Regions from separate parts of the Homo sapiens genome. Here region 2 is linked to region 1. A link is an interaction called in ENCODE POLR2A ChIA-PET data of the cell type or tissue named here. Cell type or tissue: B cell. All regions are shown on one strand. Links, peaks and the distances in the headings refer to the core of each region. The heading gives the core; the rest is flanking DNA.

What was found. ChIA-PET counts read pairs that join two places held together with the same protein. Peaks named below come from ENCODE experiments on the same cell type or tissue, not always from the same donor. Only the 100,000 strongest peaks of a DNase experiment are listed, where the experiment ranks them.
Region 2: POLR2A ChIA-PET joins it to region 1 with 10 read pairs; 2 of 35 experiments call an interaction of 5 or more read pairs at or near these places.

What each region holds. Positions count from the first base shown.
Region 1 is chr12:132,667,948-132,673,279 of GRCh38, reverse strand. It overlaps POLE (DNA polymerase epsilon, catalytic subunit), which reads left to right. Exons shown (of 49, transcript NM_006231.4): 14 at 3-116; 15 at 441-653; 16 at 958-1,065; 17 at 4,341-4,469; 18 at 4,543-4,645; 19 at 4,778-4,924. Among named protein-coding and RNA genes, the nearest start is that of POLE, 17 kb to the left of the region's middle. In B cell, for the core only: no CTCF peak of the experiment used is centred there; no DNase peak of the experiment used is centred there.
Region 2 is chr12:132,259,678-132,266,249 of GRCh38, reverse strand. GALNT9 (polypeptide N-acetylgalactosaminyltransferase 9) reads left to right here. Exons shown (of 11, transcript NM_001122636.2): 3 at 3,625-3,791; 4 at 5,128-5,302. Among named protein-coding and RNA genes, the nearest start is that of GALNT9-AS1, 12 kb to the left of the region's middle. In B cell, for the core only: no CTCF peak of the experiment used is centred there; a DNase peak (open chromatin) is centred at 3,699.

The DNA of each region.
Region 1 (5,332 bases), core at 333-5,332:
AGACTCTGGCCACGTATTCTGTGTCAGATGCTGTCGCCACTTACTACCTGTACATGAAGTACGTCCACCCATTCATCTTTGCTCTGTGCACCATTATTCCCATGGAGCCCGACGAGGTGAGCATTATCTGTCCTGTCGGCACCCTGGCCTCCTCAGCCCTTGCCCCATTCCAAATGCACTGGAGCTGAATGGAGGTGGATGTCCCAGGAGTGCTGGCACCAGAGGCGGCAGTAGAATTCTGGTGTGTGACGTCAGGGATGTCCTTTGGGAATTCTCTGGCCCTGGTGTGAGGAAGAAACCACAGGAGGCAGAATTTGCAGCCATTTACCACGAGGTTTTCTCTCCTTTCACACTGAAGTTCAGCTTAGGTTCCTGGACTTTGCCTGCAAGTCAGGGCCTTTGGTGTTGCTTTTGGCTGGAAGCCTTGGTTTCTCTTGCAGGTGCTGCGGAAGGGCTCTGGCACTCTGTGTGAGGCCTTGCTGATGGTGCAGGCCTTCCACGCCAACATCATCTTCCCCAACAAGCAAGAGCAGGAGTTCAATAAGCTGACGGACGACGGACACGTGCTGGACTCTGAGACCTACGTCGGGGGCCACGTGGAGGCCCTCGAGTCTGGGGTTTTCCGCAGCGATATCCCTTGCCGGTTTAGGATGGTGTGCTTCTTCCCTGGGATTCAGATTCTTCCCACTCTTGTGCTGTGGTAGGACCCAGAAGCTGCAGGGGCTGAAATAAAGCCCCTTCTCCCCATCCTGTCCCACGGCCCCTCACCGGGTGTGGCTTCTCTGGCCCAGCACCCCCCGGGGGCTTCTTTAGGGCAGTGCACTGCAGATTGTGCACATGAGTCCTTCCGGAGCTTTCTCGGGCACAACCTGCCACGTGCAGCCACAGCGTCAAACCTGAGGCAGGCTAGTGTGGGTGTGTTTCCCCTCTGACCCCGTCGTCTCACTGTTGTGCTAGAATCCTGCCGCCTTTGACTTCCTGCTGCAGCGGGTTGAGAAGACCTTGCGCCACGCCCTTGAGGAAGAGGAGAAAGTGCCTGTGGAGCAAGTCACCAACTTTGAAGAGGTAACCATCAGGGAGGCAGGAAGAGCCAGTCTGTGTTTGGCGCCTTCTTCACAGACCACGTCTTTCAGCAGCACGTTTATTGTGCACCTGCTGCGTGTGGTGCTGTGGACGGATGACACAGGGTCTCTGGTGGGACAGGGCAGTCATGGTTGTGACGTGTGATGCTGTCACAAGGTCGGAGGGCTTCATGAGAGGTGGGGTGTGAGCTGCTCCTGAAATGCAGTAACATGGAAGGTGGGTCCTGGTGGGATGTATCCCGTGTCCTGTTTTAAAGCATTAGGACTTTATTTTATAGGCACTGGGGAGCCATTGGAGGTTTTAAATTTTATTTACTTTTTGTTGTTGAGACTTAAAAATGACAGTAAATTCCTACAAATGACAGGATTAGTGACTGTAAAATCTGTTTACATAATGGTTAGAAAGCACACTTACAAAGTGTGTTATGTGACTGGAGAGGGAGACACCAGTTCTTCTCTGATCCCTGTTCCTCAGGACATGGCACATCTCAGGTCTTTTTTTTTTTTTTTTTTTTTTTTCCCTTTTTGAGATGGAGTCTCGCTGTTGTTGGCCTGGGCTGGAGTGCAATGGCATGAGTTTGGCTCACTGCAACCTCTGCCTCCCGGGTTCAAGCAATTCTCCTGCCTCAGGCTCCCCAGTAGCTGGGATTACAGGCATCCGCCACCACACCTGGCTAGTTTTTGTATTTTTAGTAGAGACAGGGTTTCACCATGTTGTCCAGTCTGATCTTGAACTCCTGACCTTGTGATCCGCCTGCCTTGGCCTCCCAAAGTGCTGGGATTACAGGTGTGAGGCACCGCGCCTGGCCTATCTCAGGTCTTTATGTCAGGCACTGTGCAGCACTACATCATGTTCAGTGAGGTTGCTGGTTTAGAGTTTTTAACAGTTTTCACATTGATGCCAAGAAACTTTTTTTTTTTTTTTTTTTTTTTTTGAGACGGAGTCTTGCTCTGTCACCCACACTGGAGTGCAATGGCATGATCTCGGCTTACTGCAACCTTTGCCTCCTGGGTTCAAGCGATTCTCCTGTCTCAGCCTCCTGAGTAGCTGGGATTACAGGTGCCCACCACCATGCCTGGCCAATTTTTGTATTTTTAGTAGAGATGAGGTTTCACCACGTTGGCCAGGCTGCTTTCGAACTCCTGACTGTAAGTGATCTGCCCACCTCAGCCTCCCAAAGTGCTGGGATTACAGGTGTGAGCCACTGTGCCTGCCCTCAAGAAACATCTTGTAATAGATTCACTAGTCAAAATTTAAACAAGAATATGTGTACACTCTTGGCAAGCTGTGAAGCACTGTTTGGCTATTGTCAGCCACATCCATTATTATACTTCAGGGAACTCTTATGAACCGATCAGGAAGAGAGCCTTGTCTGAATAACAAATAGGAGTTAAAGAATGTCGGCCATGGCCGGGCACGGTGGCTCACGCCTGTAATTCCAGCACTTTGGGAGGCCGAGGTGGATCACGAGGTCAGGAGATTGAGACCATCCTGGCTAACACGGTGAAACCCCGTCTCTACTAAAAAAATATAAAAAAATTAGCCGGGCGTGGTGGCGGGCACCTGTAGTCCCAGCTACTCGGGAGGCTGAGGCAGGAGAATAGCAAGAACCCGGGAGGCGGAGCTTGCAGTGAGCCGAGATCGCTCCACTACACTCCAGCCTGGGCAGCCTGGAATCCCAGCATTTTGGGAGGCTGAGGCGGGTGGATCACCTGAGGTCAGGAGTTTGAGACCAGCCTGGCCAACATGGAGAAACCCCGTCTCTACTAAAAATACAAAAAAAAATTACCCAGGCGTGGTGGCGAGACGTCTCAGAATCTGAGACAGAGTTTCACTCTTGTTGCCCAGGCTGGAGTGCAATGGCATGATCTCGGCTCACCACAACCTCTGCCTCCTGGGTTCAAGAGATTCTCCTGCCTCAGCCTCCTGAGTAGCTGGGATAACAGGCGCTTGCCACCACGCCTGGGTAATTTTTTTTTTGTATTTTTAGTAGAGACAGGGTTTCTCCATGTTGGCCAGGCTGGTCTCGAACTCCCGACCTCAGCTGATCTGCCCGCTTGGCCTCCCAAAGTGCTGGGATTACAGGCGTGAGCCACCGCGCCCGACCTAGAAGCAGATATTTAAAGTCTTTAAGAAACAGTGAGATGGGCAGGTAGAGTGAGGCTGGAGGTGTGGTAGATGTGAGGATGCCAGGCTCCCTGGTGAGTGAGGAAGAGAGCTCTGTAGATGTGAGGACGCCAGGCTCCCTGGTGAGTGAGGAAGGGAGCTCTGTAGATGACATTGTCCTGTTAGCGATTCCTAAGTCCTCGCAAGTGCCCTTGAAAGGGAAGCCCAGGATCGCCTTTGTGTCCCTGAAGGGTCACCTGTTGGGCGGAGGGTGGCTGGGGGGATGTCAGCAGGGGCTCACAGCCACGTGGGGCATGTCCAGGTGGTGTCCCCACCATGGAAACTTGGCCATTCACTTGTCCCAGCCCATCCTCCCCTTCTTGACTGGACAGCCTTTCAGAACACGCCGTTACTGGGCAGAGAAGGGTGCAGTGGAGGCTCTTCCCCGGCTGATTCGTTTATCTGTAATTCAAGTAGAAACAATAGGTGTTACTGTTGTGGTATTTCCTGTTCTATGGAATAGATGTTATTCCTTGTAATCACTTTTTTCTTAAAATTTTAGGTGTGTTTTCTATTTTTACTACTTTGGAGGGTTTTAAGGATTTTTCTTTTTCTTTTTTTTTTTCTGAAACAGGATCTGGCTCTGTTGCCCAGGCTGGAGTGCAGTGGTGCAATCTGGGCTCACTACAGCCTTGACCTCACGGGCTCAAGCGATTCTTCCACCCCAGCGTTCCGAGTAGCTGGGACTACAGGTGCCACCGCCACACACGGCTAATTTTTTATTTTTTATAGAGACGGGGGTCCCACTGTGTTGCTCAGGCTGGTCTCGAACTCCTGGGCTCAAGTGATCCTCTGGCCTCGGTCTCCGAAAGTGCTAGGATTACAAGCATGAACCACTGCACCTGGCCTAAGGATTTTTTTTAATACTAAGGAGAGTTTAGTGTTCAAGTAATTTTCTAATGACTCCACCAAATTTAATGTATTTCATAGAAATGATGGCAACCCTTCTTAACTTTTTTCTTCTGGCTAGTTTTTGCTCTATTTATATATTTTTCAGCTTTTTCCTCTCCTGAATGTCTAAAAGGGGTTGGTGAACTGCACACGAGGCAAGCTTGGTCACCAGCCTCTACTGAGTTTCGCTTTCTCTGCAGGTGTGTGATGAGATTAAGAGCAAGCTTGCCTCCCTGAAGGACGTTCCCAGCCGCATCGAGTGTCCACTCATCTACCACCTGGACGTGGGGGCCATGTACCCCAACATCATCCTGACCAACCGCCTGCAGGTGAGACTTTACTTCCCGTGTCAGAGTCGGAGCTCTCTCTGCCCAGCCCTAAGTGCTTTCTCACCCCTCCCAGCCCTCTGCCATGGTGGACGAAGCCACCTGTGCTGCCTGTGACTTCAATAAGCCTGGAGCAAACTGCCAGCGGAAGATGGCCTGGCAGTGGAGGGGCGAGTTCAGTGAGTGTCGGCCGCCTGGGTGGGCACTCGGTGGGAAACGGGTGGGTGAGTGTCGGCCGCCTTTCTCCACTTGGTGGGAAGCCGGTGTGTCTGTGCCTCCTTTTGAACTTGCCCCCATTGCCTCCTTCCCAGTGCCAGCCAGTCGCAGCGAATACCATCGGATCCAGCACCAGCTGGAGTCAGAGAAGTTCCCCCCCTTGTTCCCAGAGGGGCCAGCTCGGGCCTTTCATGAACTGTCCCGCGAGGAACAGGCGAAATACGAGAAGAGAAGGCTGGCGGGTGAGTGCCTGGGCATGGTCACGGCTGTAAAGATGTGGCTCCTGCTCCCACTTTCTGTTCTTACTGGGCTGCGTTGGTCCATCCCAGCTGGGGCCCCAGAGGTGTTGTCACAGCAGACCAGAAGCTGCTCTAGGTCACTGTAAGCTGTGCTCTCACTGCAGGGTCCTTTATTTGCTTCCCCATCTGCAAGTGTTAGACACTGCTGCTCTGTGGTCTTGGGGTATTTGGCCTGTTCCTACCCCTGGGCTGTCCTATTTCTTTCTTTTTTTTTTTGAAATGAGGTCTCACTCTGTCACCCAGGCTGGAATGCAGTGGTGTGATCTTGGCTCACTGCAGCCTCAACCTCCCAGGCACCGGCAATCCTCCCATCTCAGCCTCCTAAGTAGCTGGGACTACAGGTGTGCGCCA
Region 2 (6,572 bases), core at 908-5,907, 410 kb after region 1:
ATGCACATTCATGAAATATGGTGAGGTCAGGCGTGTAAAGGCAGACAGGCCCGCGGTTGGCTGTGCATGCCTGTTCATGAAATACGGCGAGGTCAGGCGTGTAAAGGCAGACAGGCCCGCGGTTGGCTGTGCGTGCCTGTTCATGAAATACGGCGAGATCGGGCGTGTAAAGGCAGACAGGCCCGCGGTTGGCTGTGCGTGCCTGTTGATGAAATACGGCGAGGTCGGGCGTGTAAAGGCAGACAGGCCCGCGGTTGGCTGTGCGTGCCTGTTCATGAAATACGGCGAGGTCGGGCGTGTAAAGGCAGACAGGCCTGTGGTTGGCACACATGCTCAGTACCTACATGCTCCAACACACACTGCATGTATCATTACATATAGAATCCTCACCTGGGGGTGTGTCTCTTACTATTAAAATGAGCTGAACTTGGAGTGTAACTGTGTGTACAGTGTCCTGGAGAAGCCCCTGGCCCCTCCGAGGCAGGAATGTGTGGCTAAGAGCTTGGTGGGCTTTGGGTGCTGACTGGCTGGAGATTGGGGAAGCTACATCAGGAATAAGGTATCTTCATTGTCTTTCCCGGGCCTGTACCGGGCATCAGGAACTTGTAAGCATCCGGCTGTCGGCTGGTGTCCTGTGGGGCTGCTTACCTTGCGAAGCCTGCTGCAAAAGGGGCCCGGGGGCTTCACACAGGGAACAAGGACGTCAGTGTGGCCTCCTCATCCTACCGATCCTGCCTCAAGCTCATCTCAGGATCCCTAACTCAATTACATCTGCAAAGATCCTAGTTGCAATAAGTCACATGAGGACAGGCCCTTCTGAGATTAAACCCGGGCCAGAAGATGTGTTTCCGAGATCGGAGACAGAGGCCCATGTCCTGCTGACACTGTGTCTTGGGTCGCGGGAGGAGGACACCGTTCAGCCCACCACGGAAGGAAAGGCTTCCACGGGGAGGACCGGTCCAGCCGTCATTTTCTCCCCGTGGCCTCTCCCTCATCCCCAGCAGGAGCGCAGGAGGACAAGGCTGGGGGCTGAACTTCGGGGTGAGCGACTTGCCTTCCTCATTGATGGGCATTTGGGACTTGTTGGAAAATCTTTGCGCTCCTTTATCTTTTTCTTGGGGCTGGGTTGAGCCTTGCAGAAAAGCGAGATTTGGAAGAGTCATCCTGGTCTTCATTGTCTTCCATTTGCCAGCAGGTGGGCGACAGGGAGTTAAATAAAAACGCTTCAACTCCGCGCGTGTGGAAACGACCTGGCAGGATCTCCCTCGTACGACCTGCGAGGCGGACGCGGTTGGGATCCTCATTGTGCCGGAGACTGAGGCTCCCAATGGCTGTCGGTCTCGCCTGTGGGCGCCTGGGCTCGAACCTGGATCGGACCCTGGCGCTGCTCCCTGTCAGGAACATCTGCTGACGGCTGGTCCAGCATCCACGGGCCCCACTTCTAGGAGCCGCACCTGCCAGGCCCTGAGTCCAGCATGACGCGGTGGAGCATAAGCCAATCTGAGTGCCCTATTTCCTCTGGCCACAGCGATTGGTTCAGGGAAGAGCACGTCACCCAATCAGAGCCCAGCAGACACAGGGATGCTTTTCCTGCGTGTCCTGGGAAGACAGGTGGGTTTGCTGCCCTGGACTCAAACCCCTGGAAGGTTTGGACCTGCGGGGACACAGCCTCCGGCCACGCGGACACGGCCTCCGGCCATGCGGACAGGCCTTCCTGAGATTAAACTCAAGCCAGAAGGCTGGAGCCAAGAGAGGCAGGCAGAAGCCTGTGTCCCACTGACAAGTTTTGACCCCCGACCAAGCCGGGCCCGAAACCAAACACACCTGGACTTTTCCTACGGATGAGCCACCAGCCCCCTTCCTGCTTAGGCCATCCCGGCTCGGCTTCTTCATGTTGCTGCTGAGCGGAGAGCAGAGGATGCATCTGGAAGGTTCTGTTGCCCTGATCGCTCCTGGGCTCCTCACACGCTTCTCCGCGTGGCCAGCGTCCCGGGGGCCTCTGCGTCCATCTCTCAAACCTGTGCCATGAGCTTGCAGGGAGGCCTTCTGTTCCATGCAGGCGGCTTGTTTATAAAGCGAGTGGCCGCTGAGATCCATCAATAAAAGGCCGTCGATATTCTGGGGCAAGAAGTGGGTACCGAACATGGATTCTAAATCAAATGAGAGGTCATTGAGAATGAGTGCTGTAGGTGACAGGGATTCTCTGCCCCCACCTGCCCTCGTAAAGTCTGAAGAGGCTGGAGGCCCCCGGGAACGGTCACGCCATAAATCACTTGTCCTTGCTGCTTGCAAGTTCTTCAGCACAGGTGCATGTGGCCCCGCAGCCAGGCCCGAGACGCCTCCTGACCTAGTGATGGAGGGAGAAAGAAGGGTGGAGTCCACCACTGTCCCCCAGAGGCCAGCAGCTTCCTCCACTGCTCCGAGGAGGCGTAGGGGGCAGGCGTGAGTACTTCACGGGCCCAGCCGGTGCCTGTGGGGCCCCTTGAGTCTTCATTTGTCCCCTCATTACACAGATGTTTATAAAGTACCTGCTGTGTGCCGGGCACAGCCTGGGTTCTTGGTATAGAGCTGTCAATGGGACAGAAAAGGAGCTTGCTGTCAGGGCGCTCACGTTCCGGTCACGGGGGGAGACAGACCTGCAGGAACAAACAGGTACAGGGTGTGCGCTTGAGGACGGTGAGGGGGGCCACCCCATGGGACAGGACTTGCCACAGGCTTTCTGAGCAGCCCTGCCCCCCTCCCCCTGGGCTCTGGGAGTGCCTCTGCCCACCACCCCAACTCCAAAACCTCTCCTTTCCAACCTGCAGCCGCTCCTGCAGTCCGTCCTAGGACGTACTTCCTTTCTCAGGACTTTCTGTTTTACACATTTTGCAAGTTCATGAAAACTGTGCAATCCAAGCTTTTTCCTCTACAGATGAGTGGAGTGACGTTTTCTTGTCAGAAAGCATTTTTCTGAGTGATGAAATCTCCCTGGCTGAGCACCACAGCCCAGATAAATATGATGGTGGCGCACAGCCCTTGTCCCTTTGAAATTCTCACCAGAGGCTTGGAACCAGCTATGAGCCAGGGCGGGAAGTGGCTGCCTGTGCGGGTGGCTGGCTCCTTGGCTGTGCCCAGCTCCTCGGCTGTGCCCAGCAGCGCCGTCCCCAACGTGCTCCTGAAGCTGATGGCTGGGGTTGGAATCCAAGCACCTGCACTCATGGCCCACAGGGGAGGCTCCTGTCTGTGGAACGGGGACGTTCATCTCCTCTCGGGGTCGCTGTGAGCACGGGGTGGGCACAGGGGCCATGTGTGTGCTGAGTGCTGTGTTACTGTTACTAGTTTCTCTCTGGAACAGCTCTGGCCCCCGTACACCCTTGGCGTCTGGTTGTAGGGTCCAGGCCTTGTCCAGTGACCCTCGAAGGGTGCACCTGGCTCCCGGGGTCCCTCATGCTGCGCCCTGACCACACCCCAAACCGTGTCTCCTGCAGGTGCAGACAGATGAGCTATGGCTCCTGGGGTCCCTCATGCTGCGCCCTGACCGCACCCCAAACCGTGTCTCCTGCAGGTGCAGACAGATGAGCTATGGCTTCCGGGGTCCCTCATGCTGCGCCCTGACCGCACCCCAAACCGTGTTTCCTGCAGGTGCAGACAGATGAGCTACGCCCAGGACCTGCCCCAGGTCTCCGTGGTCTTCATCTTCGTCAATGAGGCGCTGTCGGTCATCCTGCGCTCCGTGCACAGCGTGGTCAACCACACGCCCTCCCAGCTCCTCAAGGAGGTCATCCTGGTGGACGACAACAGTGACAACGGTGAGTGGGCGGGGCCTCGGCACGGTGCTCGCCGGGCGGCTGCCTGTGGCTGGGTTGAGTTGGGGTTGGGTGGAGCCTCCGGGGGCAGAGCGACAGAGGACTGCACCCCATCTGTCCGCAGGGGCTCTAAACCTATGGGGGTCCCTCCTGCCTTCCAGCCTCTGTCATGGCTGCGTACGTGCTGTCCCCAGTGTGTGGCTGCCAGTGCCTCTCTCTGCCTCCATTATGCGGCCTCTCCCATGTGTCTGCATCCTCTCTTCTTCTCATGAGGACCCAGACTAGACACAGAGCTCACCCCAAATCCAGGAGGATTTCATCTCAAGATACTCAACCGGATACATCTACAAAGTCCCTGCTTCCTCTCCTCTCAGGCTCCGGGTGGAGATGAAGTTGGGGTCAGCCACCCCCTTCCACAGAGGCCAGTAGAGCTGAGCTCTCCAGAGTGCCAGTCACGCCTCCCACCTCTCTTGCCCACAGAGGCTCACACCAGAGCTTGGCTGGACAGAGCTCGCAGCTGGAGCCCAAGCCCCATGGTTCCTCAGCGCCACCCTCCTCAGCTTCAGGTCCCCTGAGGGCAGTGCTACTCACACCCTGTAGCACACAGGCTTGAAACCCCAAACAAGGATCTTGCACTGCCCCAGGCCTGTCCCCCATCTGCCCTTCCCAGGCGCAGAGCAGAGAGCCTGCAGCCGTGACACTCCCTCTGGAAATGGAGGAAAACATGGGGAGCCCCTTCCTGACCCCTCGTGGAGGCAGGAGGCTGTGCCATGGGGCTGTGGGGCAAGCTCTGGCCTGCAGCAGTGCCCTAGCCCAGCAGCACCGTCTACACTGGGGTCTGTGTGCAGAGGACTGAATGGCGTGGCTGCCCTCCTGAGCCCTGTCTCGCTGGAGAAGGTGGTGTGTGGGGAGGACCATCCAGTCCAGCTCGGCTACCTGTGTCTTGCCCTTGGCCACAGGGAGCTCCATCAGGACACCCTGCCCCCAGCATGGAAGGCCACGTTTGTGTGTCCACCCATCCATGCATGGACTTGGTTTTTTACAGCTGACTGCAGTCCTGTGTCTCCACAGCATGGGCTGCTGTCTGTCTCTCTGTCTGTCTGTCTGTCTGGTGTGTTTCCTTATTTGCTGTGTCTCCCACTGGAATGTCAGCATCATGAGGCTGGGGTCTCATCTCTCTGTGACCTCCACGCTGAACCACATGTGGTTCAGTGGGTCCTAAGAGAATGTTTACAATACACCCATCCCACACGCGGCACGCAGCATTTCCAGCCTTGGGTCTTGGTGGCCCCGCGCCTGCCAGCACCTGCCAGCGTGCTAAAGTCTTGTCTCTCCTCAGTGGAACTCAAGTTCAATCTGGACCAGTACGTCAACAAGCGGTACCCAGGCCTCGTGAAGATTGTCCGCAACAGCCGGCGGGAAGGACTGATCCGCGCGCGGCTGCAGGGCTGGAAGGCGGCCACCGCCCCAGTCGTCGGCTTCTTTGATGCCCACGTCGAGTTCAACACGGGCTGGTAAGGGCCGGAACAGGCTGGACAGCCAGTCTCAGCGGGTCCCCCTCCACCATCCCCCTCCTAAGCCGCCGTGCGGCTGCAGCCTGGCCGCTGGGTTGGCCCCGGGGCTGGGAGACTCGCCGTAGCCTTCAGGATCTGGGACTGAGAGCCACCACTGAGTCCACCTGTGCGGTTACCTCTGCGGCCTCTCTGTGTCCAGCTCCTGAATGCAAAACCACGGGAGGGCAGGCCCAGCACGCACCCAAGGACATGGCGCTTAGAAGCTCCCAGGCATGTGTATGAGGCTTGGTCTGTGCCCACCTTGCCCCAGGAGAATGTGACCCTGTCCTGACTCCAGCAGGCTCGGGTACCGTGTGTCCCCCGCGGGGTGGGAACCTCAGATCAGGTGGGGTGGGGCTAAGGTGCAGAAGTCCGGCCTCTCAGGCCCTGCTCAGTCACTGGAGATGGCCACGAGTGCCCCCGAGGCCTTAGCCTAGTGCAAGGGGCGTGGGAAGTGAGCTTCTGGGCTGAGGGGGTCACCTTGTGTATGGGGTCCTGGGGCCACCAGCACAAAGCAACCCCTTCTGGGCGGCTCGGAGCAGCAAGACTTCACCTCCTCACCGTTCTGGAGGCCCAGAGCCCGACTCCAAGGTGTGGGCAGGGCCCGACTCCAAGGTGTGGGCAGGGCCGAGTTTCCCCCAGAGGCTCCAGGCCCTTAAGGATCCCTCCCACCTCTCTCAGCTCCTGAGGGCTGCAGCCCCCACCTCCGACCCCCACGCCCTCCCTGTGTCTGTTTCTCCATCCCTGCCTTATGCAAGGACCCTTGTCATTAGAGTTGGGGCAGTCCAGGATGCCCCCAGGCAAACCCCAAAGCCAGCCCCACAGAGGGCACCTACGGGGTCCATAGTGCACTGGGTGTGTTCCCTGCACCCAGGCAGGCCCCGCGCCCACAATGCTCAGGGTGTGTTCCCCGCACCCAGGCAGGCCCCGCGCCCACAATGCACAGGGTGTTCCCCGCACCAGGGCCAGGACCCACCCCTGTCCACCCAACCACAAGGAAGACCCGGGAGGACATTTTCCCCACTTCCTGGAGAAACAAAAACTGAAGATTTAATATCAACTCTCCTGACTCATTTTTCAACTCAGGGAAATATGGGCTGTTGTCACTGCAGGGGGCCTTGGTGGGAAGGGCCAGCTGATGTTTGATCTCAGTGTTACACGGAGGCTGGGACTGTCATGATTGGCTGGGACACCCCACTGCATGTGACCTTGGGCCTCCTGCTGGGTCCCC